Linked DNA regions of Mus musculus: all the other regions are linked to region 3. A link is a loop called in an ENCODE intact Hi-C map of the cell type or tissue named here. Cell type or tissue: left cerebral cortex. All regions are shown on one strand.

Region 1 (8,000 bases), 360 kb before region 3:
ACCCTTTGGCCTGGGGCTGCATTGGTGACATTTTTATTTTCAGCAGTGCTGGGGATGACACCGAAGGTTCATATATGCTGGGTGAGCATTCTGTCACTGAGATATTCTCCTGCCCTTGGCGTGTTGACTCTCCTATTTCAATTCAATTGCAAACTGCAAAGCAAGGTCTGGCCCAGAGAAGCAATTCCTAGACTTTGAAAGCTTCCCTGTGCTGTCTGGCCACAACCAGGCCAGAGAAACTGCTATTGACTTGGGAGAGCCACATTAATAGACAAATGTCATGACCTGGTATGAAGGGGGTGGGGGGACAGAAATCTCCCATCTGCAGCTCTGAAGGACAGCCTAATGGGCAGTAAACCTTTTACCAGCTCGGGACAATTCTATGGAATACCACCTTTCACCTTCTCTGTCAAAAGATTCTCCCACAGTGCAGAAGGGGGGGGGGGGGGCTGTCACTTTTTTAGCTAAGTCTCTGCACACAGTAGGTTCTAGAGAACAATCCCTCCCCACCACTGCACCCCCTTCCTATTCATAAAAGTCTGACCATAACCATTGGGTAAAAATCACTCCCCGATCCTCAGACAAGAGTGAGACAGGAGGCCAATGGAGGTGATCTTATTTTGGACAGTCATCAGCTTTTAAACTTTTTTTTCCCCCTAAGTTTTCCAGAGCGACAGGGTCAGTCTGTTCCTGGCCTGCAGGAAAGGCCAGTGGCCCCCAAGTCAGACGTTTCTATTTTCAGCTCCCCTAGTACAGAGAGCAGTCACCTCCCCTCGCTGAGGGCCATACAGCCAACCCTCCAGCAGCTTGGAGCTCGCAGCCTCTCTGCATTTCCATTTCCATAAATTTACATCAATTTTGTGCTGAATCATAGCCCCCAACCCCCGCAGAAGAGATGAAACACATTATCAATAAGTACAACAAATTTGAGTGATCTGAGCGTCGACTGACTTTATCTGACTTTTCCATTTAACTCTTTCTGTGGCCAGGACTCCATTTCCTACAGAGGTTGGGGTTAGATTTCCCAGGCGCCTGGTGTTTTCAGGTCTCCTCCTGAGGTTCCTTACTTTCTGGCTTCTTCATCAGGCGCGCAGGCCCAGTCTCTTCCTGGGTCCCTCGCCCCCTCCAGCTCATTTCCCTGCTTTTCCTTTTCCTCCTGGCATCTCAGCCCCCTTCGTTCAACCTCCGTCTTCCGCCTCCGCCTCTCTCCGCTACAGCCTCCTGCAACGCCCAAGCCAATCACGCCCAGACGTGCTCTCGCTCAGGGTGACAATTGCGTCCCGGAGCCTGCCAGGCGGTCATCAGCCCCACTCAGTGGCTCCAAGCACCTCTGCGCGGTTCAGCGGGAAGTGGAACTTCCTTCCACCCCCTGTTGCCCGGCTGATTGGCAGCCAGCCGAGCTAGAGGCGGATCGTGAGCGTGCATGATTGCTGCTGGACAGGGAGGGCTTAGTGGCAATGGCAGGGAGGCCCCAGGAACTCCGGCGGCTAACACACACAGCGTGCTAAGAATGAGGAAGCAGCCTGAATCCCTTATCTAACCCTCTGCTGCCTGGCCCTCTGCAGGGAAATGATGAATGAGGTCCCTCACAGAGTGTCCCTCAGCAGTGGAAGCGATGGACCCTTGTTTTTCCAAAGAATTGAGGTCCATGGTCCAGGAGACCTCAGGTTACAAGGCTGTTGAGGAAACTCTTGCAAGGACCTTAAGATATCTAGTTCTCTGTCTTCAGCTAAAATCCGGAGCAGCCAGCCCGTGAAGGCTTCTCGTAAGGCAGGTCAGATTGAGCCTTTCTTTAGGAAAAAGAGCTATTCACAATCTTTAAATTTGGTAACGCCAACGAAACACAAGTGTGCGCACCCCACCCTCAGCAAACCACAACCATTAAGAGTCATTATCTTTCTAAGTTGGGTTTCTTAATTCAGGCAGGAGAAAGGCAGTGATTAGGGAAAGAACTAGCCGGGACTATTGCCTCAACAGCTCAGAAGGGGAGGGCCCGCGAATCTCTTCAGGAAAACTACCTCCTTTGATTTAATGAGAACTCTGACATTTTTTTCTTTCTCTTCTCTTCTCTTCTCTTCTCTTCTCTTCTCTTCTCTTCTCTTCTCTTCTCTTCTCTTCTCTTCTCTTCTCTTCTCTTCTTTCTTTTTTCTTTTTTTGCATGGGCGACCAAAATCCAAACAGACAATATTGTGGAAGTATCAAAAGCTCTGCTTGTCGGAAGCTCTCGGGACGGGGCTAGATGATCTTGTGCAGCAGAGAACTCTTCTTTCTTCTTCTTCTTCTTCTTCTTCTTCTTCTTCTTCTTCTTCTTCTTCTTCTTCTTCTTCTTCTTCTTCTTCTTCTTCTTCTTCTTCTTCTTTTTTTTCCTCCCCAATCTCACAGAAACTTTTTTGGTTTAGTTTTATTTTCGTTAGTATGTATTGGTTTAATTTCTTAGGTTGAACTACTCTGGAGTTTCCTATCTAAAGCCCTCTTAGACTTTGAAAAGTGAGAAGCGTCACTCAAAGGCATCCAGGTAATCCAGTCACTTCAGGTGTGGAGAAATAAAACAGTTAAATTGGTTTTGGGACTATGAGTACATATGAAGAGACTGGGTCACCAGAGATGATTTTTTTTTTTTTAAAAAGAAAGCAAAGGGGAACCGGGCGTGGTGGCGCATGCCTTTAATCCTAACACTCAGGAGGCAGAGGCAGGAGAATTTCTGAGTTCGAGGCTAGCCTGGTCTACAAAGTGAGTTCCAGGACAGCCAGAGCTATACAGAGAAACCCTGTCTCGAAAAAAAAAAAAAAAAAAAAAAAAAAAAAAGCAAAAGGGATATAAAAACAGAAGCTAAAGCAGGCTTTTCTGTATTTTGTGCCAGGATGGCAAGTTGAACAGAAAGAGGGTCACTGTCCTTAAACTGGCCGTGTGTACATGGGCACCGGGTAGGACATTTAATAGATTGCTTTTGTCTGAGGTGAAGGCAGTTGGTAAGCAGTTTTATTTTATTTTATTTTTCTTTGAAAATGGTTAACCACAATATAATTAGCTTTGTTTACACCAGCCAGGGCTGCCGTTGATGAGGTGTCTAGAGGCCTTCTGGTATAGGTGCCTAAAAGCTTAAACTGGATCTAATTATTATTATTACTCAATGTCAGGCTACATAAATGGAAAGAGATAAAAAAGAATGGCTTGCAGCTCCACTGACTTGCTCCGTGATTCTATCACATCTTCCCGGCAGAGCCGGCACATGAAATCTCCAGTAAACCCCAGCAGCTCAGGATGCTGTGTCAACTTCCCTGGAAGGTCCCTCAGCCTGCTGGGGAGCGGGTAGGGTAGAGGCCTGATGCACTTGGATTCCCTGCACATTTTATTTTTATTTTTTCCCCTTTGAACTACTTTGATCGTTGTCTGTTATTTTCTGGGAAAAGAAAGCAAATCACAGAGAGTTGTCTTAAAGGTCCACGGCTTCCAAATGAAGCCTCCTCCACTCTTAGCACTTCATTGATTTCCCCAGCTTGCTGCCTAAAATATCAGCGATGGCTTCATGCATGCAGCAACGGCGGCAGCTGAGCTTAAAGAGTCAGCTAACCCAGGTCTCCAGAAGAGGCTTTCCCACCTGAAGGCCAGCAGAGAGCAAGGCAGATGGCCCAGATCTGCCCACTCTCCCTACCGTCTATTTCATCGACAGGTCAGAATGGAAGCAGATGGTTTGCCAGAGGGCAGTATATGGGCAGACAGTACCTTGCTTTTTAGGTAAGAGACAGGCTGTTAGGAGTAAACGCTTGGCATTGAGTTAATTAACCCTAGAGGTTCTATTGCAGGATGACCTCTTTCCAGCTTCTTGGATTGCAAAGACAATGACCTCGGTGGACTTGAATGGCAAGAAGGCCAGAAGATTTAGTAGCTTACTAGTTTGTCCTTCCAGCCCCTCCCCCAATTCTTTAGGGCATTAGTTTGAACATCAGCAGGACTGGGATTGTGGGCTGCAGTGTTCGTCCCCTTTTCTAGGATGAGTTCAGGAGGCACAAAGCCCCCTCCCAAACCCCACAGGTAGGCTGGCTTCTTCTCCATAGTCCGTTCCCAGTCAGTCAGTCTATTCTAGAAGCTTTTGTGGATGAGGTCTGTCTTAGTTAGGGTTTCCATTGCTGTGAAGAGACACTACGGCCACGGCAATGCTTGTAAAAACATTCGATTGGGGCTGGCTTACAGCTCAGAGGTTTAGTTCAGTTCCATTATGGCGGTGAATCATGGCGGTGTGCAGGCAGACTGTGGTGCAGGAGAAGGAGCTGCGACACACCCCCTCCAACAAGGCCACACCCCCTAATATTGTCATTCCTTGGTGACTAAGCATTCAAACCAATGAGTCTGTGGGGAGCATTCCTATTCAAACCACCATAAGAAGCCACCAGGCTATGGTGTCAGGCCTGGATGCTCCTTTAAGGGCAGAGAAGAGAGTTCTTTATCAACAGTGTTACTACCGTGGATACCAGTTACTGCCGGAATACAGCAAACTAGCCCCAAACACAGAGCCTCAGCCACTGCTTATTTATTGGCTGAGTCTGTGGGGCATCAAATTGGGTAGTGATAGCTGGCAGCTGGACTTACTCGTGCACCATGTCAGATGGGACCTCACACATGTGGTGCGTGGTTGGTGTCCGTCTGTCTAGGGAGTCCAGTGACATCCATTAAGCCATTCCGGGACTGCTTTCATGGAGGTGCTCACAGGTCCCCATGAGTACTATGCAAAATTAAGCCCTGCCCCCAAAGACGCTTAATGACTTGATTATTATAATACATTTGTAAACGTTGCTTGGGCAAAGCAGATCAAATGATGAAGAGCCCAGGATGAGAGATAATGGAAAGATTTTGGAAACACAGAAGAGAAGGGAAGAACAGAGCTCGGCCTTTCCCATTCTCATCATGTAGCATGCTGGGGCCAAGGCCGCTTCTCCACTTTTCAGCACCCAGCTTCCATGTCACAGAACTGACCCGCTCTCAGCAGGAACTGACAATGTAAATCCATGGTGGCCGTGAGGTTTCTACAGCTGCCAAATGGACTTACCAACTTCTCAGGCCACCTACTCCTTTATACAAGCTGAGTTTCCCCAAGTATGGAAAGCTTTCTGTTGGCAACTATGTGGGGGCGGGGATCACATAGCATTCATCTGAGGTTCCCTCTGGAGGTCTCTAGTCTTCCTTTCCCATGAAAGTTTCATGGAATTATCTTTAGAAAGTTTTTTTTTTTGAAAATTTTATACAATATATTTTAAATATTCTTATATTCTTTCCTCTTCTTCAAGACCTCCTAGGCCCCTTCTCTTCACCCCCAACTTCTTATTTTTTCTCTCTCATAAAAACCAAAACAAACAAAAGCATTTAAAAAAATCCGTGACGTTCTATTGTGTTGGCTGACTAGGACTGAACACGGGGCCTGCCTTGCCGTGTGTTTGAAATATCACTCTGTTAAGAAAACGGATTTTCCCTCTCCCAGAAGCTATCAGTTGCAAGTCGCTTCTTGGTTAGGGGTGAGACTTTGCGGCCATGTCTCTTCTCATTTTTGTGTCTGACTTGGGCTTGTGTGTGTTTTGAGAGTCCATATGAGCCCTGTTGTGCTTGCAAACTGTTTCCTCGAAGTCACCCACCATCTCTGACATCTCTTTGCAGCCTTTCCACCTCCTCTTCTACACAGAGCCCTGAATAGCACAATCTTCAGCTGGCTCCTCTCTTAACTCATGCTAAATCCCACCACCAAGCTTTTTGGCCCTATTCAGAATTTAGAGTTTTATTTTCAAACTTTGTACTTGCGTTCTAGTACGACATCAGATACTTAAAAAGAAATGTTGGTCGCTTTAAAAATCAGTATAATGTATGTACAGTATGGTGAGCTTCATTCATACGCTCGACCAAAAGATGTAGAGCATCTACTGCGTGCCAAGGTTGCTCCAATGTGTACTCAGGGGAAAGAAGGGCCCTTCCTTGGTGGAGCTTCAGTTTCAATGGTAGAGGCCTGACCTGGCAGGGGATGGCTGGATGGAGGAGTTTGGCTTCTCGACCTGGGGATGACACCCACCTGTTCGCCAGCCTCCCTCCCTCACCACAGGCCTGGGAATGCTGGAGTCTGGGGTTATGTGATGGTTCACATGCAGAGTCCCTTCCTTCCCTAGGAGACACAGCTGGTGGCCTGGGGTCCCCGGGGTGCCGCGGCTGGCACCGGCCCCGAGCCACTGTAGGGCAGTGGTTGGGGCCCGGCTCCTCCTCCCCTTCCTCCGCGGAGGCTGACGTGGAGGCAGCGGCGCGGGCAGCCGCGGGAGGCGGCGGCGCGGAGGCTCGGAGGTTCCTGGCCCTCTCCGGGCTGCGCGGGGCCGGGGTGGCGGCGGCGGCGGCGGCGACAGGAGCAGGAGGAGGAGAAGGGAGGCGGTTGTGCAGCCCGCCCGCGCACGCAGGAGGGGACATGGACGGCGATCGGACCGAGAGCGACTGGCAGGGGCTGGTGAGCGAGGTGAGGCCGGGGCTCCGGATCGGCCTCCTGAGCCGCTGCAGCAGGTCCCCAAGCCCTGTGAGCCCGGGTAGCAGGTGGCCGCGGCAGGACCTGCAGGTGCACGGTCCACCCCTCACGTTCGGGCCTGCGGGGGAGCCGCGGTCGCCCGCACCATCTGGTGCCAGGCTTTGGGGAGGGGCCTTTCGCTCGCCAGCGTTTGGCCTAGGATTGGAGAGACTGAGAAGCCCTGGGATCCGGGAGGGGAAAGAGCCAAGCCCCACCTGCCTGCCTAGTCACCACTGTTATGGAGGCAAGCGATTGGATGATTCCCGATGCTGAAAAGGTGACGCCTGAGGGACCATCCGGGCCCTTGGGTAACAACTGGGCAGGTGCAATGACTTGGAGCAGCGGTTTAAGTGAAAGAGTTTGGCATCCTTGCAATGGTTGGTTCATGCGTTCACTTACTCCACTCTCTGAGCTCCTGTTTCCCGCACCTACTATGTGCTGTGAGGTAGTGAAACCATTCATTTCTCAAAGGAAAATGAGACAGGTACAGAGGTGATGTGACCTGTGGATATAGACAACTCCACGCCCTCCCCTGTGAATGGGCCAGAAGGAAGCTTTCAGACTCTTAGGCTGCCTTCTCTCTGATCCACCCAGTTGGTTGGCTCGGGTCAGGCAGCTAGCTTCTCCAGGTGAGAGGGATCCTGATGTCTTCCTTCCCCTAGCAAGCTACCAATTCACCTCCCTCACCTGTATGGACGGCTCCTCCATTATCTAGCCACTTAACACCCAGTGTGTGTAGAGCAATGAACTCCACCACTTAGAGCCACTTAGTTTAGTTCCTTCAAACATTGGTCTAGCACTGGAAGGGGTTATGTCTCGGCCCACGGCCCAGCTCTATCTTCTCTGTCAGGTTATCTTCTCTATCAGGCTTTGTGTCAAGGAATATATCCACTGGGAATCTCATCTCTGGGCCCATCCAGAATCATCTATAGCAGTAAAAGATGATGAAGGTGGGGGTGGGTTCTCCATGGAAGTCCAGGAGTGGGTGCTGACTTAGAAGGTACGGTATTCTTGTTCAGGTAGATCTGTGTTGAGAATGGTCATTCCAAATCAAGCACACTACCTGGCCATGGGGATGCACGCCTGTGGTCCCAGCTCTTGGTAGAGGTAGAGGCAGGAGGATCAGGAGTCCAACCAAAGCCATCCTCTGCTGCATAGCGGGTTCAAAGCTCTCCCTCCAAACAAATAAACAAATAAACAATAAACAATAAACAAGAAGTTACTTACACTCTTCTGCTCTTAGAATGCAGTGGTCCCCAACTCAGGAGACACTTCAGCACCTCCTGCCTTCAGAAAACACATGATGTTTACTAGTATAGTCTGGGAAGAAAGCCACTCAATAAACAATGAAAAACATCTTGAGAAAGGGACTATAATCAAAGCTAAATTGTACCAGGTGTCCCTTCAGGGTGCCGCCCAGTGCCAGGTGTTTATTTGGACTGACCACGTTGCATGGTAGTGAGATTCTAGCTAG
Region 2 (8,000 bases), 270 kb before region 3:
ACATGAAGTTCAGAGGCCGAGACAGGCTTGGGATCAGATCCAGACTCATCACATACAGACCCTGTATGTAGTTTCGGCCAAGCTAACCAACTTCTGTATTGGGTGAATGTTTAGCATCTCTGGTGCCTCATACTGAGGACTCAGGGAAAATCAGTTGTCGTTTGTGTCCACCACAGTCCAGACACTATTATTGATGGTTCTGTCACTGCTCTTGCCACACCTGCAACTTCTGGATCCCTTTATTACCTCCAGCCCTGCATCAGGTGCTGGTATCAGAGCAATGAACAGAGCTTCTACAGATGAACTCAAACAGGATCCCTGCAAGTAGAATGTGGAAGGTGGTCCTAAGAGGCAGCTGCAGACATGTAATCTGACCTCATGAGCTTGAGCCCAGTGGTGACTACACGTCAGACCCATCAGCTGTGAGGAAGGGAGCTGGCATCAGAAGGCCTGGGCAAAATACTGAAAGGCTGGTTAACAGTGGTGTCTATGGAAGGGTCACGGGTGTGAAAGCAAAACAGACCCAAGAGATGGAGCGAGATCTGAAGTAGTTAGTGAGCACCCTGCAGACTGTGAGACCTACGGAAATGAGGGAAAGATGAGCTCTAGTAACTAGATGAACCAAACCATGGGGAGCAACGGCAGAGTTTCCCTGTGAACTCCAAGGGATGATTAAGATACTGCAGGTCGATTCAGGTAAAATCAGGATGAACTGAACTGTATATATGTGCATCTATATATGCATATTCATGGCCCTGAATATATGTGGGTGTGTGCAGCTATCTCTGGAATAGAAAGAGACGTAGGAGAATAATTCTGCTGCTCTAATTTATCCCACTGAAAGGAATGGAGAATTTGCTATTAAGGAGATTTTCATGTCTCTTTCAGCACAGCAGTGCCAAGAAAATCTCCCAAATAAAAATAAAGGCTGGTTTCCATTTCCAGACCACTGGAAAGCAAGGTTTTGGATGGCTGTCAATCACTTCTCCACTATGTTTAAAGTCTGGAGCAAAGGAGCAGATGTTTACCTATGCATGTGTACAAAGCCTGCCTTCCACGCACACAGTCTGATCTTTTCCAGTGTGTGTTTCAGAACTTAGATATCTCAGCGAGTCAGAATGCTGTATAAAGGTCAGAGGAAGTCTTGCCAGAGTCAGTTCTCTCCTTCCACCACGTGGGTGCTGAGAATCGAACTTGGGTTGCTGAGCTTGCCATCAAATGCCTTTACCTGCAGAACTATGACACAGTCCCACTGGGAGAAAATGAAAAGCATGTGTGATGACGTGCACTGTACAAAATTCCCAAATAATTAGTTATGTTAGGGGGGGAAGAAAACGCTTGTGAAATTCTTATTCTTTACCTTTTCCATAGATGATTACAGATTATGAAGAAAGAAAAAGCACATGTTTAAGTACACATACTTATCGGTCACCTACACTGTGCCAGGCATTGTTCTTGATATCCAGGGCATGCACATCAGTAAGACCTAGTGTGGGGCTGTGAACGCTGATCTTATTATTTCATTGCCTCAGAAGAAACATTTCCAAGTGTGTCTATCTATATCTTACCTATTGGTTCCAAAAATCAAACATGCTCTCAAAGACGATCTGATGCTCCTAAGGGCATTCAGAATCAATTGGCATCTTTAGCAGTGAGCAGTTCTCGAATGGAAATTCCTTATGATGTTTTGGGCAGTGGTGGAAAAATTGTTTAACCTCCAGGGAATTGCCTTGCAGAACAGAACGCAACTGAATAATGTGTGCGTGCGTGCTTTGTGGTACTTTCTATTTCCACATGGACTTCCCATGAAGTGTGTGTTGTGTGCACATGTGTACCTGCGTGCCCTTTTTAGATCCTAAGTCTATTGACTTTCCTATTACCCACCACCTTGGTGCAAGCACTGACAAGTGACGTCATCTCCTCTTATTATTTTCGTACCTTTTCTAGGATCCTAGGGAATCGAGTGGCAGAGCTGGAGAAGAAACTAAGAACTCTGGAAGTTTCTGGCTTGTGGAGTCTTCCAGGTAAGCAGAAACTTCTGAGCAGTGGCTTTCGTCTAGTTTAGGATTTTGTTCACCTTTTAAAAGAACTTTCTTGTATAACTTGCCAAGAAAATTCTGCCTGTTTGAGGCCCTTTGAATTGGAGGCTGCTGAGAAACAGCTCATAAGTGTTTCCAAGTGAGAAACCTATCCCATGGCAAGACCAAGAAAGGAACAAAGTCAGAAATATACCATGTATTTTCAAATTCTCATCAGTGGGGCACTGAAGTTCAGGTAGCCTAATGTCTCAAACTGTTAGTGTGTGTGTGTGTGTGTGTGTGTGTGTGTGTGTGTGTGTGTGTGTGTGTATGTGTGTGTGTGTGTGTGTGTGTGTGTGTGTCTTTGTGTCTCTGTGTGTTAACCTTTGGAATGCCCGTGAGTTGTTTCATTTCTTATCAGTAGTCATCTTATAAAGATTTGTTCCATGTAACCTTCCCTCCTAAAACGAATGGGAGAATATACAAAGATTTGTTCAATTTAATCACCGACCCTAAAAACGAATATAAGATCTTACAAAGATTTGTGCAATTTAATCATCAGTCCTAAAGTGGAATGTAAAACCGCACAAAGATTTGTTCAGTTTAATCACCAGTACTAAAAATGAAGAGCCAACCGTTCCTCCAATCCAGATGCACTTCACAACGACCTTCCCCTGCCTAGCCCCTCCCAACAGTTTTATGGAGCTTGAAAACAAAAATTTCTTGAGGAGATTTTTCTCCCCACATTTGTCCAATGTGTGAGGAGCCGTAGTGCTTCTCTCTAATGAGCTATACTTATCCCGCTTATCCCAGTAAAATACCCCTCTCAGGAGACCCCGTCAGTTCTTCACTTTCCTCTTTACGCTGTTTGGAAACTTATATTTATCATTTTCTGCCGCCTCCTGGTTCCCTGGAAGGAACATTGTCCGGGTATTTTTAGTGTCTTACCCTTTCAGCGCAAAGCGGTCTCCTCTCCGCGCGGCTCCCGTGGGCTGCGTTCCTGTACGAGGGATGAGAAATGAAAATTGCCACAGGAGAGGAGGTGGACAACATGACGTTTTCCTCAGTGGAAATCTGAATAGCTGCCTTAGGTTGCCTGCAAGTGTGTTTCATAAATTGGAATTTTTTGCAGCGATTTCTTGAACTGGATGTCAAAAGACCTCACAGAACTAATTAGTGGCGAGTGCCGTCCTGGGGGTTTGAATGGTCCACTTTGCACCAGGCGCTTTTGATGATGTTCAAACTGCATCTTCTGTAAAGGCCTTTCTTTTACTGCATTGAATTTCAACACAGACAGACAAATTTGTCATTTATTTGTGCAGTCAAATTGCTGTTTTTGTACATGTACCAAAGCTTTGATTTTTTTTCTCCCCTCTCAAAAATGACTTGGTGAATTTTCTTACTGTTTCGTTTGTGTGGTTTATGTAAAAAGATGGATGTTGAATGCGTGAATCAATGCTGGGAATTTCCTGTGTCTGGTGTTTGTTTGTTCAGGTGGGATTTCAATGGCTGTTCTACAATAATGAGTCTTTTCCCCTTCCTTTTGCTGCCGAAGGCCTGAGCTACAATGTTTCAGTCGGATTCGGGAGTATGTTCATTTTGAAATATTCAGGGTTTCTTGTAGCTAATATGGGGTTGCATGCTGTCCTCCATGTGTATAAATGGTAGAAGGTAGAAATTTGTTATCCACCTTTTAGTGAATATTCTAGGTAGAATAACTTATTGAAATAGGGGATTCAATTAGTGCAAAGCAACCATTAGTGAGTACAGTTAGCTTGAAGGACCAGCCTCAGCAGGTTTTAGGCTGTAGGCATAGGGGTTCCAGTCTCTGGCTACCACACAGATATAAAGGGGGCACAGAAAAGGAAGAGGGAGGGGGAGGGAGAGGTACTTTCCCCCCTTGGATACAGCCTCACTTTGGAGCACACATGAAGGATGTGTGGAGATAGCCTTGTGTTAGGGAGTCTGCAGTCCTGGAGAGTAAGGACAGGGAGTGGGGTATTTCTTCCTGTGTGAATCACATTTTGGCTGCCTGACTCCTGCTTTTGTGTGTCTCCATACTGGAGGGCAGAGCGAAAAGCAACGTGTTCTCTCCTCCCCACACCTCCTCTGCCTCCCCCGTCTCTTCGTTCTCATCGACTCCCCAAGCAGCAGCTGAATCACAGTCGAAGTTTCTGAGTCCCAGGAGTTTGGGAGAACTGTCTTATTTACAAGCATCTCAAAGGGAAGTGTCCTCTCCAGAAAGTCAACCCATCCATGGACTGGTCCATCCATGGGCTGGCATCCAGATTGAGCTTCAGCTCTGTGAATACAGTGCCATGCCAGGCAACCTGGCCCCTGTTCCCCTCAAATCTCTAGTCTATCCACGGAAGCAAAATGAATCTCCATCAGGCAGTGATGAGGAAAACAGAAAGGATTCCACGCTTAGTGTTGGCTGAGTGCTCAAGAGAGAAAGACTAGTGAGATGATGTGAAGAGTCATCTGATGCCCCTCTGTGAAGAGCAGTTAAAAGCAAGAAGATTCAGGGTGACAAATACTTGGTGTGCATTAGGTACAATCATTCTCACACCCATGACAGACATTGCTAATTGTTTTAGTTAGGGCTTTACTGCTGTGAACAGATACCATGACCGAGGCAAATCTTAACAAGGACATTTAATTCGGGCTGGCTTACAGGTTTGGAGGTTCAGTCCATTATCATCAAGGTGGGAACATGACAACATCCAGGCAAGCACGGCACAGGAGGAACTGAGAGCCCAACATCTTGTTCCGAAGGCAAGCAGGAGAAGACTGCTTTCAGGCAGCTAGGATGAGGGTCTTAAAGCCCACACTCACAGGGACACATTTTTTTCTAACAAGACCACACCTACCCCAACAAGGCCACACCTCCAAATAGTGCCGCTTCCTGGGTCAAGCATATGCAAACCACCACAATAATCTATCACAGCATTGTCCCCGGCTGATGCGGCATCAGTCTTCCATATTGGCCAGCTTCTAGTCAGAGCTGATGTGGAAGAACACTTTCATTTTCCCTAATCTAATCTGATATGCTTATTTTAGCACAGGAAACAGGGAGGGAGTTAGATGACGCATAAGGTCATACATTTTAAGTTTCACAAGCTATCTTCTATGGGTGCCGGATGACTGAAGTTCTGAGCCAAGATACACAGGCAAATGATATACGTGGAGACTGGATGCCAGACCAGAGAGGAGGGGTCCTGAGGGTGGAAAAACCTCTTCCACACTGTAGTGGGCTGTCTAAGAGTCTGCAGGGCAGAAGGCTTCTTGTGTCTCTGCTTCCTGCCCCCCCCCCCTCACTTCTGACCAACACCATCAAGTTTTGTTTTGTTTTGTTTTATGAGAGAGCCTCATGGATCCCAGTCTAGCTTTGAACTTGCTACGGTAGCTATGGATAGGCTTGAACTTCTGATCCTCATCCACCGACCTCAGAAGTGTTAACCTCATAGGCATCCACTATCTATCACTCCCTGTCCATCAGTGCTGTGAACTGAACCCAGGGACACAGGCTTGCTAGACAAGCCCGCTACCAATACGTTACATTCCCCAGCCTCTTCACAGAGTTCTTGATGGTGTTTGCTAGACTTGGGGGTCACTTGGTGATCTTGCTCTTGAGTAAACATTTTTGACAAATGGTACAGGCTGGAGCAAGAAGTCGTCTAGATAGCTGAGACTATTCCAAGCTGGTTTGCCTTCCTAGTGACAAAGCTAGGGGGTCTTCTATAAGGAAGACAGATGTTAGGAGTTGCGGGCCGTGCTCCCTAGCCAGGGTCGATCCCTTTGCTCCCACCTCCTGGGATCCTTCCCTCAGATATTCTCAAATCGAGATCGGTAGCTGTGAGGAGTGTTGTCCCAGGTATGTTCACATTCAACAGCACTGGGACCTGGGAGACGGCTCTTGGGTAAACATTGCTGCATAAGCATGAGACTTGAGTGTGCAGCTCCAGAATCCATACAAAGCTAGCATGTTAGCATAATTCTGAAATCACAGTGCATCTGTGGCCAAAGCCACCCAGTCTCAAAACAAGGTGGGAGGCAAGGACCAACATCTAAGATTGTCTTCTAACTCCCATGTATGGGCTAGGACACATTCCCTCCCCCTCCCACTCCCCCGTCCTTCTCCTCTCTCTTTGACACATTCTCCCCATGCCCCAACACACACACACACACACACACACACACACACACACACACACACACACACTGGGTGGAGGGCACAGAAACAATCCACAGAAATACCAAAAGCCAGGGAACAATCTGGCTAGAGGCGATAGTCTGGCTTTTTGGGATTTCCATTTTCATTCTCTCTTTCTCTCCAGGCATCAGGCTGAGGAGGAAAATGTGGGGGTTGAAAGTACTTGGTTCATTTTTAGAGGCAGGGACGAGAGCTTTGGTGCCATATGGAGTCAGCAGAGCTCGCAGCCACTCAAACCCCAGCTCAGTGAGAAGCCCCAGTACCCTTTCCTTTAAGTGGGAAAAGCAGATGAGAGCTTACACGGCCGGGTTATCCAATGAGAGCACAGTTCAGTGGCCACAGCTGCCTCCACACCTTCGGAGAGAGAGTGGAACCGAGAGCCTCCTAAGAAAGGCTTTGGGTTTTTCCAACATGGCAAGAGTGACCAGATCCAGGCATGGTGCTGATGTGGGGGTGCCATCTCCAGGCACAAGTCTGGGGGGGGGGGCTTGTCTTCTCATCCCACTGTGGCTGCCGTAGACAGAGGCTGGTTTGTTTGTCTTCCCTACATGCCCTCTGCTCAAGTTTTCGCTGAAGTGTCCCGTGCTTGTGAGGAGTCACTCACAAACTGGCTTCCTAGGATGGAAGATATCCTGGGATTTGTGGGGTCAAGCAGACATTCTACCCTAAAGAATTCCCACGAGAGGAGCCCCCAGGCTATCCTGACCCCTGCCAGTTCCCACTCCTGTCTCTGCTTCTGATTCTTTGGCCGCCAGGGCAGAAGAGGGTTGAACACTCTTTTGGTACAGAGAGGATGGAGCCTCCCTAGGAGGCTGGCAAGCTGTCATAGTCAGATGGCCATGAAGTACCGTCCTGACCTTGACTTGTGGACATACTGCGTTGCTGTGATGGAGAATCTGCCATGAGGCACCTGTTGCCTGTTATGGTCCCTACAGTCAGTCACCAAGAACCCATGAAGGCATTTCTAGATGGTGTCTTTGTGCTCTAAGAGTGAATGCCATTCTGGGGACTTCCCATGTCACCCTGAACCGTAAATCTATAGTGCGCTTTGGGAAACCTTTCCAGATGGTAGCTCTGAAGTTTCTAGATTTATTCCATCAAAGATAGTGGAAGTGCCTGTCAGAACTTCAGGGTCAGCTCCAAGTATCTTCTCCTCAGAACCCAAAGGCTGTTGCCATTTGCCCAAGACAGCAGCAAGCACCAAGCATGCCAGATGCTAGGACCCATTAGATACTTCAGTCAGCGACATAGACATTATCAGGCATTTAGTAAGTGCCTACTGTGTGGAGAACTCTCTAACTTAAGTTTCTAAAAAGCAGGAGGAACCAAGGAACACAGGGAGGAAATGGACTTGGTTTCTGATTTTCCAAAGGAGGTGTAGACATCTTTTTTTACCCTAGTGGCCTTCTGGGCTCTGATGAATGGGAAAACAAAATCATAGAGCTCCTGGAAAAATTTTACTCTAAGCCAGACTGGAGCCCAAGCTGGAGCTCTTATTTTGGGCCCATTGGTTTCCACCCAGAAAATCCTATAGCCTTCCAAGCCAACAGTTGGCAATATACCATGCCTATGGGCTCTCCTGACCTTGTAGGTGGCATTGCTGTTTGTCCATGCATTTGGTGCCAATGTGTCTGTTTGTCATTCCCATCTTCAAAGCTGTTCTTCCCTGCTGCCCATCTGTGTGGCCTGCTCTGCCCTCCGTAAAAGAAGAACAGTGCATTTCCCCCTGCTCTCTGGTTCCCTCACAACCTTCTCCACCCTCCTTGGGG
Region 3 (8,000 bases):
CCTGACTAAGACACAAACTGTCCATAAATATCCCCCAGACAAGATGTGCTTAATTCTAGAAATTGAGCTTAAGTCGGTTTATAATTAGAAAAAAATTTGGCTTATGCACCTGGAAATTCTAGGGGAGTATCCAGCCTCAGGTTGGGCTGGATCCAACTGCCCTAAACTCTGGCAATTATCTGCTCTCATGACACTAATACAGTCCAGAGGAGCTCCAGCCTCCCTCTGGTCTCTTGGCAGAAGTAGAGGCCCTTTCCCAGTGGCCTCTGTATAACCCATTGCAGAGGTTTGTAGGGTCAGATTGAGTTCTTCATATACCCATGAAGGGAGGCGATTAGGGCCGGTGATGGAGACTGAAAGGAAGAAGTCCTGGAAGGGAGAGTAGGGACCCGCTGCTCCATTCTACACTGCTCCATTGTATCCTTCTGGGGAACCTGAGGATGTGGCCATTCCCACTTCAGGTTTGTATAAGATAACATAAATTCACACTTGGGCCAGATGTTGTTGCTACCCAGCCTCCTTCACAGCCCTTAGCATCCCAGGTACACTGCCCCCATAGCTAGCACCTTCAACTGATGGACTGAAGACATTCTCTCCGCTGCTGGATCCTACCACACCTGTCCTGGCCACAAGCAGTGTGCGCCAGGGAGATGACAACACCTGCCAGTTGCTTTCTATCAGGGAATCATGGGGCATCAGTGTCCCAGCCACCTCACCCTTGGTGTAGGATACCAATGAGACATGTTCTACACTGCCCCTAGAGGGTCCAAGTGGGACTGAGTCCTCCTGGCCTAGAGGTGCTGGGGCTTCTCCAGATTTTCTCTATTAGTTTCCTTAGATCTCTTTTCAAAACAAGCAAGCAAACAAACAAACAAACACACATGCAAACAGACAAACAGTAATCCAAACTTCAGCTGACACTGTAAAACTTCTTGGAGATAGGGACAAGATATTGGCTTTTGCTTTGCTAGAAGTTACCATGGTAAGCTAGAACTCTTTAGTTCAGACCCAGCTGTATTCAGGCTGCTAGAGGAGGAGGAGGAGGAGGAGGAGGAAGAGGAGGAGGAAGAGGAGGAGGAAGAGGAGGAGGAGGATGAGGAGGAGGAGGAGGAGGAGAAATGGAAGACAAGCCAGCAGACTTTGATTTCAGCAAGAGAGAGAGAAACTGAGAAAAGAGATCCACTTTGTCTATGCACGACATCTGCTTCCCATCTGCAGCTTTAGCCCAAACTATGTTTTTTTAATATCCACATCTATAAGAATTTGGCCTCTTGTATCTGCAGAGCTGAGCAGCCAGTCACTAAATGACACCCTAGTGGAATGAGAGTGTTAATGCAACTCATTTATAAACAAGGAACCCACCCTGACATCATCTGGACTATTACCCAATTTCCAAAGTTATTGCTAACCTTACATCTTTGGGGGTGGGAAGTGTTTGTGAATGGAGGATGGTTCATTAGCCGGACCACAGAATGTCAACACAGCATGCATTTTTCAGTGTGACAAGTTGTGACTTGGCATTATGATAAAGGAAAGCACACTGAAGAGCTCTGTGGTCTGTCTTGGGAGAATCAGCCACAGTGGATCTGGAAGCCAGAAGCTTGCTGCTGTGGGTTGTTGTCTTCAGATGTCTGTCTCTTGCACAGTGAAGAGTTGGCAAGGTGACTGGAGCTATCCTTTCTCAATGAGTTTGCTGCTTGCTCCCAGGGCTTCCCAAGGGGCCCAGCTCCTTCTGTTTTGGCCCTGGGGGGTTGAGAGAGTGTGTGTGGAGGGGGTGGTTTGTTTTCATGTTGCTGAGAACTAGCAACGGAACCTCCACATTACTGTGCTTGGGCCAGTTGAGAAACCTACTGAGGAAGGAGGAATTCTTTAGGGTGGCAGGGCTTCCCCAGGAGAGGACCATGTAGGACAAAGAAAGGAGACAGTTTACCAGAAACTGACTACTGGTGGTCTTCTTTTGGGTGTCCCTATTAAAAGTGCTAGAGATTTGAGGGGAGTCAAATGTTGATGATAAGAGACCAACCCTCATGTGTTCGGATGTTCCCGAGTGTACCAAGGAAGTCCTTGTCACTTGGGCCTCCCTGCTTCTCTCTGGATGCCTCTGCAGGCCCTAGGCATGTTTGCTGGTTGCGTATATGTATTTTCCTGTGGGTTTAGTAATGGGAGAGCCCAGCTTTCAAAGAAGGAGAAGTATTGAGCTGAAAAGTCTTTTGTCAAGGTCCAGGTGTGTAGGTAGGAGGGGAGGCAAGAATTTCCCACTGAGTCTTAGTTTATTCATCTATGAAACAAAATTAAATACAGGTATGGTGGCTCATATGTTAAATTCCAGCACTCGAAGCTGAGGCAGGAGGATTACTGTGAGTTGCGTACTCACTGCATAGTGAGTTCCAGGTCTGGGGATACAGAGTAAGATTCTGCATTACAAAGCTCAAACCAAGCAACCCTTGCCCCAGCCCAGGACGAATGTCTACTTGTTATCAACTGGGGACAAAGGGGAGGGTGGGATTTCCATTTGTGAATATACACGTGTGATGTAGCTGGTGCAGAGATGCCCACAGCTGCACCTGTGTGGGGGAGGCAGATGCATTAACCAGCCTTGCATTCCATTCCTTACACGTCCTAGCTGCATGGCCCAGGACATCACTGAGTCAGTCTCTCCATTATGTGTAATGGAGATAAATCCTTCCAGAGATGTTGGGATGAATACATCCATCTAGTCAACAAGTAGGCGGACTGATAACAGACACGGAAGTAGCTCCCATTGGCCTGGAAGGACAACAGGAAGTAAGGGACCCAAATTAAGTCAAGGCTTTGTGCCCAACTGTATTCTCTAGCCCCTTTGTATTTAATGTGTGTAGGATGGCACCTCACCATTGAGATTGAAACAGGAGCAGGATGAAGAGTCCCGTCTTCATCTCAGCCAGGATACCCAGGAAGTAGAGAAGGCCCTCTAGTCACCATGGATGAGATCAGTCATGGAGAGCTGAATAGAACTCCCATAGGCCCAGTACTTTAAAGAATATAGTTGCATTTTCGAAGCTTGGTCAGTTAGCATTACTTGGTTCTGAAGTTACTACGTTAAATTTCATCTCATGATGCTCTTTCCAACATCTGTTTTGTTTGTTGTTTTTGAAAAACACCAATCCTTTTCTTCCCTATTAAAAATTTAAATGGTCAGTACATCTAGGGAAAAGTGATTTGAAATGTCATTCTTCATGGACCCAGAAGATAGGATGTTGACCTATTTTTTTTCTTTTTAAAAAAGTCATTAGACATAGCTCAGAAAGTCAATCTTGTAATAAGTCAATCTCTAGAGAGAGAGAGAGAGAGAAGAAAGAAAAGAAAACAGGCATTTAGCCAGACACGTAGTATACAAACTCAGAAACTGGTGAGCCATTCTGTTTGCAAATAAAAAGAGAGACGAATAAAAAGAGAGACTTCTTTCTAGACAGATCTTTTCTTCCTGCTTTATTTCTCTTCTGCAACCATGAGCCGAAGGTTTGTGACATCACTGGGTTGCTGTGGAAATGTTTATTCCACAGAGGTGTTGGGCCTCACGTGGGGAATTTAGAAGAGGAAGTGCAAACTCTTGGAAAAAAAAACTGGCCTGAGAAAGAGGAGATTCAGAAAGAAAACAATATGAACTGCTAAGAGGTGGTTTGCAAGTTTCCCTGAGAGGAATCAAGTACTCGGAAGAACATCATACACAGATATGCCTCTTTTTTTTTTTGTTGGAATTTTACTTTCTATAAATATCTATATAAAGAGTCAAGATAAGTAAGGAAAGAATATCTTGCAGTGGGAAAAAGTTTCAGCTATTCAATTATTGGGACACAAAGATTTGGTCTTGAAATACCTTGGCTAGGGGAGGGGAGGAAATTACATCCATTTACATTTTTATAACATATAATGGACATGAGAGGCTATATCTCTTTAAAGAATTGTGACGGAGCAGCCTGACTCTTAGGGCAGAAGCTACAAAATCGTTTTCCGTTTTGAACGGTTAAATCAACAGAACACCAGACCAGAGCCTTTCTTCCTGCTGGGGCAGTATTGTCCCCTAAATCCACTTTCCAGCCCTCTCTGCCTAGCCTAGTTTGATGTAGCACTGACTTCGCCTGTCTACTACAGCAACTGGCAAATAAGTGGATTTGCATTTGGAATGGTTGAGAAGGCAGCCACCGGTGTGTGTGTGTGTGTGTCCACGCGCGCGCGCGCGTGAATGTGTGTGTGTGTGTGTGTGTGTGTGTGTGTGTGTGACTGTCTGTCTGTGCTCACAGCTGGGGTTGGGGTGGACTAGTGGCTCCGGACGGGAAGAAAATCGAGACGTAGCAACTGTGTGAACACAATTTTCCCGTGGCTGGGAGAAGAGTCCCTGCATGGGAAGTCAATTTTAGGAATTAAGATGAAAAAGATCTTCCAGCAGAGTGGGAGGAAGGCTCAGGTTGTAACAGGGTGTTGTGTGTCTCTGAGGCATACTCTCTCCCCTGGCCGGGTCCTCTTCTCATCCACCCACCTGCCCGCGACAGCACCTGCGCCCCCTGCCGTTTCGGGGGCGCACATCCAGGAGGGGAGGACCAGGAGGTCTGGTCCGGCCGCAGGGGCTGCAAAGGTCTGGTGGCGCGGGCTGATTTAGTGGCCAGGGCTGTAGTACAGGCTGTCCCCGGCAGCCGGCGGAGTCGGGGAGCCCACGTGATGGCCCCGGCTCTCCGGTGAGCTCCCCAAACAGACGCACACCCAGGCGCGCGCGCACACGGGGGCGCGCGCTCACACACATACACTCACACACGCACGCACGCACCCAGCCTCGCGCGCACACGCCCGCCCGCCTGCTCTGCCTCTGCGCCCTGCATCCCGGCTCGCTCGTTCTCTCGCCCTCTCGCCTCCCCTGCGGTCTCTCGCTCTGCGCGCACACACCGCACACACGCACACGCACACACACGCGCGCATACACGCAGCCGGCACAGGCGGCGGCGGCGGCGGCTGCCGGAGTCAGGACGAACCTCTCTAGGTACCGTCTTGAGAAGGCGGCAGCAGCGGCGGCGGCGGCGGCGGCGGCAGCGGCGGCGGCGATAGCGGCGGCGGCGGCGGCGGCGGCAGCCCGAGCATCCCTGCTCAGCCGGAGAGGGAGCATCGCCGAGAGTTCCCGTCCCCTCGGCCATTCCCTTCCCCCCCCTCCTTTTCTTTATTTGCGAGAGAATTTCAGCTGCCTTATTGGTTTCGTTTGATTTGGAAACATTTTTGGTTGCTTTGTGTGTGTGTGTGTCCTGTTTTTTTTTCTTTCCTCGTTTTATTTGCATCCAGAGCATGGCGGGCTGCGGGCTGTCGGAAGACACCTTCCTCTCCTCCTTCTTTTACAACTACGGCTCCTCCTGGGAAACCCCTTCCAACCAGGTAAGGGGTGGCTCAGTGCCGGGCGGCGTCTCCCCATGCCCCCCGCTGCTCGCTCACTTGGCACCAGGCGGGTAGACAGACTCTCGGGAGGGGGTGGGGAGGATGGGGGGCCAAGTGGGTCGCACTGTCTGGGTCAACGCCAACCGGCGACAGAGGTGTTCCCCCTTCTCTATACCCCTCATACATAGCGCCAGCTCCAGGGGCTGTCGCGTCCCTCCAGTGCCCATTTTGCTATGGACACCTATCTTGCCCCCAAACCTCCCAGCCCAAAGGGAACCCGAGAAAGAGGCAGGAGCTGGCGCGTTACCCCGGACAACTCCAGGCAAAAGCAGGGAACTCGAGCGCAACCTTCACCAAGTCGCCGCGGGCGCCGCGCCCCTGTGCGCCGGGCGTTCGCCCGCCCTCCAGTTGAGCCCCGGGGCTGTCTAGCTGTGAGACCCCCCGCGACGCGTTGTCCCTCCCTCCACTCCCTTGGGGCCCGGAGCCACCTCTTTCCCTAAAATGGCTGCAACCTCAAGTAGATGCGTCCCCTGACCCGCGGGAATGGGGGTGGTGGTAAGCAGAGTGGAGGCTCCACTCCTCCCGACCCCGCACCTCCCCGGGCGCGCACGAGCACCCCACAAACACACACTTAACTTTGATGACTGTGCAATGCAGTCCGGCTGCATCGTGTCCTGCACGTTCCCCGCTGCCGGCCTGTAGGTGTGTAGATCGGTGTGGCTTGAGGGGCCAGGGGAAGGTGGAGGTGGATGAGGGAAGTGGGGGCGTGGAAAGAGATCTGTGTCCTCCGGCCACTGATTACCTGGAGAGAGACAGGCTTGTGCTCAGGTTCTGGAAGGGGGGTGCCAAAGCTATTCCAGGAGCCAGAGCGAGAATTAGAGGGAAAAAAATTCCTTTTAATTAAATAACTGTTGTAGTCTGCTGCCCCCACCGCTTGTTTGGTGAAAGTCTACAGGCATCTGTCATCTTCAAACTACACGGGGAAGTGGAGCTGGGGTCTAGGGATGGGAGGAAGAGAGAGATTGTGTGTGTGTGTGTGTGTGTGTGTGTGTGTGTCTGCGCGCGCTCGTGTGTGTACGGCTTGGGAAAGTTGGGGCCAGAAGCTAGGTGGAAGAGCATTGGTGAAAGCGGCACCAACTCGGTGGACCGGCCAGGGCTCCGGGAGTTCTTGGGCCCCGTGGAGCGCGCACCCGAGGGCGCGGGCCCGCGAAGCTGAGGGTGCCGAAGGGAACTGCTCAGTCCCGCACGGCTCTCCAGGCTGCTGCGGCGTCTCTCTCCCAGAGCCCGCCCGCCAGCCTCTGGCCGCTCTCGGGGCTGCCCGCCGCGCTTGCCCGCGCTGGCGCGCTCCCTCCGGGGCCCAGATCTCAGCGCGCTCCTGTGAGCTCGCGCATAGGGGAAAAAAATAAAAATAAATAAACAAATAAATAAACAAACCGAAGCCCTAAAGCTAAACAACCGAAAAAATGTACTTCGTTACTCCCTCGTCACCCTCCACGTCTCCCAGGCACAAATAGCCAAAGTAGTAGTGGCCAGGTGATGACCTCGCCTCCTCGGCGTGGGCTCTCCGGATCCCGCCGCGGCCGCCAGAGTGAATAATACATAAACCGCTCGGGAGATCCAAAAGGCTCCTGCCGCCTCAACCGCCCGGGAGCGGGGCCACAAGATCCCGCCAGCCGGCCGGCCGCTGCTGCGATGGGGCGCCGGGCCGCCCCCAGATCAGCCGGCAGGTCGCGGGGCGCAGAGCGGCGGGAGAGAGCAGGCCCGCCTGCGACCGGAAACTTGCGGGGAGCTGCCGAGGTGGTCGCGCTGCTGGTGGAGTTGGGGGACCCTGGAGAGACACGGCTGGGGTCAAGGGGGCGCCCTGGCTGCAGGTTGTGAGAGCCCCGAGGCTTTTCTACCATCTACCACACCCCGCACGGCAGGTTCCGGGTACTCTCTCCACGCCTGTCCTTGCCGAAAGCCACGGACCCCTCCGGCTTGGCAAACTCCAGTCTCCAGGAGCCTGCGTGAGCGCGCCTCTGTGTGTGTGTGTGTGTGTGTGTGTGTGTGTGTGTGTGTGTGTGTGTGTGTGTGTGTGTGTGTGTGTGGTGTATGACGCGCGTGTGGCTGTCGATGAGTCAGAAACCAACCCCAGCTCGCCTTTGAGGACAGAGGCGCGGACCTGAGGCTTGAAGCACACACCCGCCACCAGCCCTGGGGGCTGTAGGGGATTCCTCGGCAGCGCCGCGCCTCCCAGTCCTGGACCGGAATGCTTTAGGCTAAGTTTCCGGGCAAGTGGCTCCGACCAACACCGCAGGGAGCAGAAACTCGACTGCTTGCTATTCTTCGGGAAGAAGAGAGAAGGGAGACCCGGTGGGTGTCGCCAGGCGCTCAGCAACGCCGCTCTAGAGCCACGGGAGGCTTCGCAGCATCTTTAAGGAGACAGGAAAGGAGTCCAAGAGCTTGGAAGAGACGAGGGCAGGGCCTTGTTTCGCAAGATGGGCAGTCACGTGCAAACTCCTTGGCAGCCCGAGTTGGTGGGCGTCAGGGTCGGGGCAGGGGTGCCAGGCAGGTTCGTAGGGTCAGGTTGGGAAACCTGAAAAAGATGAGAACCTTGAAGAGGGATC
Region 4 (8,000 bases), 540 kb before region 3:
ATTCAGCAGGTGACTTATTATATTAATATTATATACTGTAGGATTATGACTTTTCTATAACCAAATACTGTAAACATTATTTAGTTCTCCAGGGAACATTAGAAACTTGTATACAGTATTCTATTAATAAAAGTTATTATTCCTAGGTAGTATGATGGTAATTGGATAGTAGCTTTTAAAGACTTCTTTGTTTATGCATATATTTTATGTGTATGCATGTATCTCTGTATGTAAGTGTGTGCATACCTATGTGTCTGTGTGAGCATGCTAGTTTGTGCAGTTGTGGGTCAGAAGAGGGGGTTGAGTGCCCTTTTGTTTATCCCCTGAGGCAGGGTCTCTCCTGAACCTGTGGGTTGAATTTTTCTCAGCTAGGCTGGAAGCCAGCAAGCCTCAGTGATCCTCTGTCTTCATCCTCCTTGGAGCTAGGGTTTTACATATATGTGAAGCATGTGGGTTCTGGGATCCAAACTCTATTCCTCATGGTTGCACTGCAAGTGTTCTTAGTGGATGAGCCATTTTCTTAGCCCCTGTGAAATAGCTTTGCTGGTCTTGAATCAACAGAAATATTTCAATGCCGTCCTTCTGAGAATTTTTTTAACCCAAGATGTTCGTATTTCTAAGTATTGAATTACAGTATTTCAAAAACTATATTGATGATTATATTTTATATAGAGGAAAAAGAACACAGAAAGAGCCAGAAGGAACCATGTGAATACATAAAAATACATTTTCAAATCTTAAAAAAAATTTTTAAACATTTTCCAGGATCTTAAAAATCCTATAGTAGCTGCTGCCCTCTGCTCCCTCTTCATCCACTCTTACCTTTGGTGTCTTTTCATCATTTCTTAGCTTTTCAAGGCTGCCTCACAGATCCATACATCGGATCAGGTCTGCGTCATCTAGAGCAAAAGAAAGGAGCATAGGGGTCTGTGATGGAGCTTGTGAAAACGCTTTACACCAACGACTCCATTCTGTGCCTGCCCTGCCTTCCTCCTAGGCATCCCTTTAATTTTTAATACTTAAAAATTACTACATCCGTGTATGTGTTCATGCACACACATATGTGCCAGAACATGTATATGGAGATCAGAGGGCAACTTGCAGGAGCCAATTTTTTGCTTCTACCCTATGGGTTCTGGAGCTTGAACTCAAGCTGTCAGGGCAGGTGGCAAATGCTTTTAACCACGAGCCTCTCACTGCCTCTCCTCACATCTTTAATGCTTTCGAAATTCCAATGCATTAACATCTCTAAAGGTTTATGAAAGGAAGGAGCAGGTGATCATAGCTATCCTATAGGCCCGTTAGTCATCTAGAATGAACAGTTTCTGTTCTGTGGACATACTATTTCCACATTGTGTACATTTTACAAAATACTCTAGGCATTATTAGCTATATGTTTATACTTTCTATATGGCTGTTTTGTTTTCACACACATCATTTTTTAAGTTTTTATTTATTTATTTATTTATTTATTTACTGTGTGAGCTAGTCGGAGGCAGATGGCTTGAGGAGCAAGAAGAGGCATTACATCCCTTGGAGCTGCAGTTCAGGGTGTTTTGTGAGCTGCCATAGGGTGCTGTGATCAGAATTCTGGTCTTCATGCTAGAGCAGTAATTGTTCTAATTGCTGAGGTCTCTCTGCAGCCCCACACGAGTCATTTACTCAGACGTTATTATTCCCTAATTGAAAAGTGCTCAGTGTTCTGGGGCTCACAACATTCTTTTGAATACAAGAAAATGGAACTGTGGAGCTGATGGGAAAGGTGTCCTTGGGGCTTCTCTTCCTGTTGCCTCACTTCATCATCATCTGTGTGTGAGATGTTGATTTGTCTTTAAGTAGTAAATACACATCTCTGCAGTTTGGCCTATATGAGGAGAGGTCATGGCATTGTTGGTTAAGCCACATAAATACATAAATAAGTACTCTTGTTGACTACTGACTGCTATGCCATGACATTATAAAGTTAACTTTCACTCATAGCTGTGATAATGCAGGGACCCACCATGTGTATTAGGCATCAGATAGGCTCTGAATGTCTTTAACCTTATCCTATAAGGTGTACTATTTATTGTTCCTGTTCATATACAAGGAAACAAGCTCAGAAGTTTAAGTACAGAACAGCTTGTATGGCAGAGTTGACACCAGGGCTCAGATTTACCCCTTAAACACAACACAGGAAAACCACAGTGTTTAGAAAACAGTATCATATACCCATGTGGTCAGTGAAGAAGACGATCATATCTGAAATGTAGCATTTTCAAAAGATGCCCCAGAATGACTTAGATCTGTGCAGATAGGATATTCTGTATAAGAAGTCTCAAGAAGTACACTTTTCGTTCATTGTGTTTTCTGAAATGCCTAATTTGAGTTGTTAGGACAGATTAATGGAGAGGCACAAAGTAGAGCTTTAAACATATGTGTGGGATTGACTGTTTGCAGAGTGTGGGAAGCAGCAACGTGACTTGTTAAGAGCTGGAGCAGAGAGTGCTACTGCTGCTTCAGCACATGTCTACTGGTTACTTCATTCAGTAGATCTTCTGGGTTCCCACTCGTGTGTGAGCTCCCTGATAACATCACACAAAACACACAGCCACGTCCTGTTCCCCATCAGCCTTTGCTCTGCTGCTTCTTTCTTTTTCTTCCTTAGTGACAGCATTTTGTTAGTGTGGGGAGTGTGGCCCTTGAACATTTCTGAGCTCTGGTGTGGCCCGCTTGTTTTCTTGCAGTGGAGAGTGCAGTCGTCATGGTGATAGGGTGCTGCAGCAGTCTGGAGTGCTGATTGCTCCTTCTCTTGGCCTTCCCACGCCCAGGTTAGGTGCAGGGTCTTCTCAGAAAGCCTAGACAGTTATTGGCAGCCACTTTTTACCTGGGACAACTTGCTGTGCTTTCCCATCATTTACTCTGTTGGTGTTTGTGCTGCTTCCTCTTCCTGAGCTAAGGTGGCTTTTCCTCTGTTCACAGTTTGTTGAGAAGTAAGAGTCACGGCAAGAATAAGGCTGAAACAGTCAGGTGATGGTCTCTGAGTGGTCCGCCCCTCCCCAGCTACTGCCGTCTCTACCTGTTGCCCACATCTGGTCTGTCAGATTAGACCAGCTATCTACGATTTCCATTCTCCCTGAGATACAGAGGTGGGCAGGAAGCGTGAGAAGGAAGGTCAAATGTGGTTATAATATTAATAGGAATGTAGATTGTGAATACAGATTGAAAATCTGTGGCTGCAGATAAAGAAAAAACTATGTGAGTTGAAATTTAGATAGTATCTCCATTTTTAAGAGGAGAAAATTGCACCACATTAGACAGAAGGTCACAGCTGTGTCGAATGGGAAGCAGAACTTGGTTCCACGTTTCTAGTAGGTGCATGTTCCGCTCTGTGCCGGGATATTAGACTCCATTTCAAGTTCATTCGCCATGGAACGAGACTGTCTAAGGTCACAGAATTAAGGACCACAAGGTATGGAGAAGCATCGCCTGGAGCTGCCAGGAATATACAAATGAAATGGCCCTTTGTCGATGATAAACATAAAATGTGGCTTCTCTTTTGTGGTCAAAGTCATTATGGAAGTAGAGCTTGTTGTTTGAAGTCTAGGCTTGGATTCGATGGCTTGTCTGGCCCTGGGTCAGTCTTCAGCACAGAGAAACAAACAAACAAACCTAAAAAGAAAACATTATGCTAGGCATAGATCAGAGAGAGGCACTTAATTTTCTAGCTGCTTGGCACTTTGGGCAGCTGTAGTTTATTAGATTGTGATGCTAGTATTTAAACTACTTAATCACTGCAGACCTTATTGTCAAATAAAGGACACAGGTGCAGGGCATGGGGAAATGCTTTGTCTCTTTCTCAGTTTTAAGGTAAAAAGCTGTTACACAGGAATTCCTACTCCTGCTGGTAATGAAATCCCACCTGCTTCCCAGGGGTTATGAGTTGGTGATTAATCTGTGAGAACAGTTGTCACTGCAGAGTGCCGGTGTTCTGCTTATAATGAGCACCTCTCAGAGCTGTGGTTTAGTCCTGTAAATCCTGTACTTGCCCTACTGCAAAGACAATTACAGTCCTTCACCTGCTTTTGAAAAAAGGTCTATGCACTGTTTTAGGGGTACTCATTTTTACTTCAAAATTAAGGTAAAATTAGTAGCAGCCTTTGCAAATGTGGAAATGAAATTAAATTTGTATGTATATTTTGTAGAACATGATTTTGTTGTTGTTCTTGTGGCCTTTACTTGTTAATAGCAGTTGTCTGTCCTCACCGTGACTAACATGTGACCCACATGTTATTTGATTCTAGGGGGCTCGGGTTGGTAGAATTGATGCTTTCGTTCAGAGCTTGGACAAAAATTTTATGGTTCCAGTAGGTGGTGCTATAATTGCTGGCTTTAATGAGCCCTTCATTCAGGACATCAGCAAGATGTATCCAGGTCAGTAGATAACTTGGTTTATGGGAAAGTAACTAATGGGCAAAACTGCACATGCACATAGCCTTCTGTGGCGAGTCCTCCCGTCAGCCTCCTTCACACACCCTGTCCGTCTGTTTGCAGGAAGAGCCTCAGCCTCGCCGTCCTTAGACGTCCTCATCACCTTGCTGTCACTGGGCTGCAGTGGCTACAGGAAGCTGTTGAAGGAGAGAAAGGTGAGGTCTGCCTGTACTCAGTGCTGCTCTTGTAGCCTGCATATCACTCAGATGGGAGCCACCATCCGTGTTTTGTCCTCTGTCTGTCCACGTGCTGAGGAATAGTCACATGCATTACTTTACTGTTAGTATTTGTTTAGAAACCTCTGTATTGGGAATTATGTGGTCACTTGTTACCTAAAGGTAAAGAAGCTCCCCTTTTTATGTTTTAACATAAACCATATTAAACACTTTGCTCTTACATGTATTTGAGTGTGCATGTGCCATGGCATGTGTGAGTGGACGTCAGAGGACAATCTGTGGGAGCAGGGACTGAGTGTAGGTCACGGCTTAAGACGAAGGGCCTTTGACCTGCTTAGCAGTGGCACTGGTTCGGCTTTGTTTTGTTTTGTTTTGTTTGAACAGGGTCTTGCAGTGTTGCTGTGGTTGGCCTGGAGATTGCTTATGTAAAGAAGGCAGGCCTCAAACTTGGGGTAGTCCTCCTGCCTCTGCTTCCTAAGTGCTGGGACTACAAGCATCTACCACCACTTCTGGCATAGAGGCCCTTGAAAAACAAATGAAAAGTTTTCTTTTGAGTGAGTTGCCAGGCCAGCCATGGCAACACAGCAAGACCCTGTTCAAAATAACCAAAGCCGAGCTGATTTTGGAAGCCTGAGGGTGTGTTTTGGTGTGCTGGTCTAGTTGCAGAAGGAAGAACCAGTAGGGGTTAGCCACCTCCTTATGTTAAAATAAAAACTCCCTCCTTCAGTGTTGCTGAAACACTGGACTCATTCCTTATATTGGCTGTGGGGGAAAAAAGTGATAAACTTGGTGGTGTTGGCCTGAAATAGTCCCAGCTACTCGGGAGGCTGAGGCAGGAGGATCACTTGAGCAGCATAGTGAGACCCAATGTTTTTAAAAACAAGCTAACACAGAAAAGCTTCATTTGAGACAGTTCCGTAACTGTTGACGGGTTAGGTCAGATGAAAGTGAGTATTCATCTATCCAGCAGTGCTGGAGACCAGCGGCATGGTGTTTATATCTAAGCAGCCTTATGGCGTCAACTAGCAATGGAATCCTTCAGATGTACTTGACATGTTTTAAAGCATATGGGCATAGCTGTTATCACATAGACCCTCCAACAGGGTGTTATTCCTCACACAGAACTGATGTTTAAAGTTTTTGTGGCATTTTACTCCAGTCTTCCTTTTCCTAATAATTTAATCCATGGGCAAGTAGTTATTTACTGTTTAAATTGTGAGGATATTTCTTAAGATTTACATTGTCATTCATTAGAGATATGGAAATTAAAAACACAGTGAGCAACCTCACATTACACACACACACACACACACACACACACACACAGAGATTAGGTAAAATCAAAAACACAACTAAAACAACAACAAAAACCTGACAATACTGAATCCTGTCACAGAGCTGAAACAAGCTGACATTGTTGATAGGAATGTTAAATATGTTTTTTTTTAATTTTATTTTTTTAATTTAATTAGGTATTTTCTTCATTTACATTTCCAATGCTATCCCAAAAGTCCCCCATACCCCCACACACACCCCCACACACCCCCTCCCACTTCTTGGCCCTGGCGTTCCCCTGTACTGGGGCATATAAAGTTTGCAAGACCAATGGGCCTCTCTTTCCAGTGATGGCCGACTAGGCCATCTTTTGATACACATGCAGCTAGAGACACGAGCTCCGGGCTACTGATTAGTTCATAATGTTGTTCCACCTATAGGATTGCAGATCTCTTTAGCTCCTTGGGTACTTTCTCTAGCTCCTCCATTGGGGGCCCTGTGATCCATCCAATAGCTGATTGTGAGCATCCACTTCTGTGTTTGCTAGGCCCCGGCATAGCCTCACAAGAGACAGCTATATCAGGGTCCTTTCAGCAAACGCTTGCTAGTGTATGCAATGGTGTCATCGTTTGGAGGCTAATTATGGGATGGATCTCTGGATATGGCAGTCTCTAGATGGTCCATCCTTTCGTCTCAGCTCCAAACTTTGTCTCTGTAACTCCTTCCATGGGTGTTTTGTTCTCAATTCTAAGAAGGGGCAAAGTGTCCACACTTTGGGGTTCGTTCTTCAGTTTTGGACCCTACTGTGGCAGTGCCCTAGAAGTTAGACATAATCACCCAGAGCAGCTCTTGTGCTTCTAGCTGTTTACTCAGGAGAATGAAAGCTTGAGTTTGTATGAAAACATATAGTTGGGGGCTTATAATGACTCAGTTTATAATTGTCCAAACATGGAAGTAAGTATCTAGTGAACAGAGGAACACACTGGTACATCTTTCCTTAACTATGGAAAGCTATGTAGACTCCAAGTATACAACAAATGGTGACTCCCGTGCATTATAATAAATGACGTGCAGCTGACTCGGAAGACTCTCATGTGGTCTCATCTATATGCATCCTTGGAAAAGCTAAAAGAGACAGGGACAGGAAACACAGATGAGTGCTGGAAGTTAGGATCAGGGAGGCACCTTTGGGGGCTGGTGAGATGCCTTACAACTATGTCCTTAGTGGAAGTGGTTTTGTGGCTCTGTGTGTTTTTCTTTCATTTTTGTTTTTTTGTTTTGTTTTTGTTTTTTGAGACAGGGTTTCTCTGTGTAGTCCTGGCTGTCCTGGAACTCACTTTGTAGACCAGGCTGGCCTCAAACTCAGAAATCCGCCTGCCTCTGCCTCCCGAGTGCTGGGATTAAAGGTGTGCACCACCACATGAACATTTGGAAAGCATATACTTGAAGTTTTACATGTATAAATTGTACTTGGCTAAACCAGACAACAAGCGTTTACACGTAGGAATAAACCTATAGTTTTATCCTGCCATGAAAGCATCACTGTTCTAGACAACCAGGTCCTCAGGTGATGGGTTCATATTTATGGGTGTTAGAGGACAACTCTCAGGAGTTGGTTCTCGCCTTCCACTGTGAGTTCCAGGATTGGGCTCTGGTGGTCAGGTCTGTGTGGTCTACTAAGCCATGTCACTGGTCCTCTGCTAGGTTCCTTATATCCATTCTTCAGTGTCGTTTTTATCACGTGGTAGGAGTTGACTCCATTGTACATATGAAATTGTGATCTGGGAAGATGTACTAGCCCGAGGACTCGCTGGTCATTGCAAGTTCCAGAATGCTGGTGAAGACCGAGTTGGGGTGCTGCCCAGGTCCCTCTGTATTCTGTCTTAGCACTGTCTTCTCTTACTTTCAGTTGTTCACACAGCACTGGGGGAGTGGAGTGATCGACCCTGTCATGCTAGGCATTTGAGCCATAAAGATGATGATTGGCCCTGGGAGCCTCCCGTGCTAGCTAGTGGAGGCATTTAAAACTCCAGAAGCTCCCATATGCACTAATTGATTTTATTTAAAATTCTTTGTATA

Evidence for each region. Hi-C counts contacts between places; a loop is a spot of excess contacts. Peaks named below come from ENCODE experiments on the same cell type or tissue, not always from the same donor. Only the 100,000 strongest peaks of a DNase experiment are listed, where the experiment ranks them.
Region 1: it touches region 3 in a loop (7-fold over the local background); 3 of 42 quality-filtered maps call a loop at or near these places.
Region 2: it touches region 3 in a loop (6-fold over the local background); 4 of 42 quality-filtered maps call a loop at or near these places.
Region 4: it touches region 3 in a loop (2.8-fold over the local background); 3 of 42 quality-filtered maps call a loop at or near these places.

Annotation. Positions count from the first base shown.
Region 1 is chr5:52,469,832-52,477,831 of GRCm38, reverse strand. Ccdc149 (coiled-coil domain containing 149) reads left to right here and starts at 6,254. Exons shown (of 13, transcript NM_001379231.1): 1 at 6,254-6,481. The coding sequence starts at 6,434. In left cerebral cortex, no CTCF peak of the experiment used is centred here; DNase peaks (open chromatin) are centred at 5,684, 6,006, 6,308, 6,736 and 4 more places; H3K4me3 peaks cover 2,827 bases; H3K27ac peaks cover 3,907 bases.
Region 2 is chr5:52,386,695-52,394,694 of GRCm38, reverse strand. Ccdc149 (coiled-coil domain containing 149) reads left to right here. Exons shown (of 13, transcript NM_001379231.1): 10 at 1,948-2,024; 11 at 3,574-3,606. Among named protein-coding and RNA genes, the nearest start is that of Sod3, 27 kb to the right of the region's middle. In left cerebral cortex, no CTCF peak of the experiment used is centred here; DNase peaks (open chromatin) are centred at 4,096, 4,426, 6,078, 6,377 and 4 more places; H3K27ac peaks cover 5,035 bases.
Region 3 is chr5:52,112,778-52,120,777 of GRCm38, reverse strand. It overlaps a transcript of Ppargc1a not described here. Among named protein-coding and RNA genes, the nearest start is that of Gm40302, 14 kb to the left of the region's middle. In left cerebral cortex, CTCF peaks have their summits at 764, 1,310, 4,582, 6,323 and 1 weaker place; DNase peaks (open chromatin) are centred at 5,972, 6,331, 6,577, 7,644 and 5 more places; H3K4me3 peaks cover 3,927 bases; H3K27ac peaks cover 3,221 bases.
Region 4 is chr5:52,652,639-52,660,638 of GRCm38, reverse strand. Sepsecs (Sep (O-phosphoserine) tRNA:Sec (selenocysteine) tRNA synthase) reads left to right here. Exons shown (of 11, transcript NM_172490.4): 6 at 1-9; 7 at 4,284-4,413; 8 at 4,534-4,625. Among named protein-coding and RNA genes, the nearest start is that of Sepsecs, 13 kb to the left of the region's middle. In left cerebral cortex, a CTCF peak has its summit at 4,343 (motif pointing right); DNase peaks (open chromatin) are centred at 2,562 and 4,370.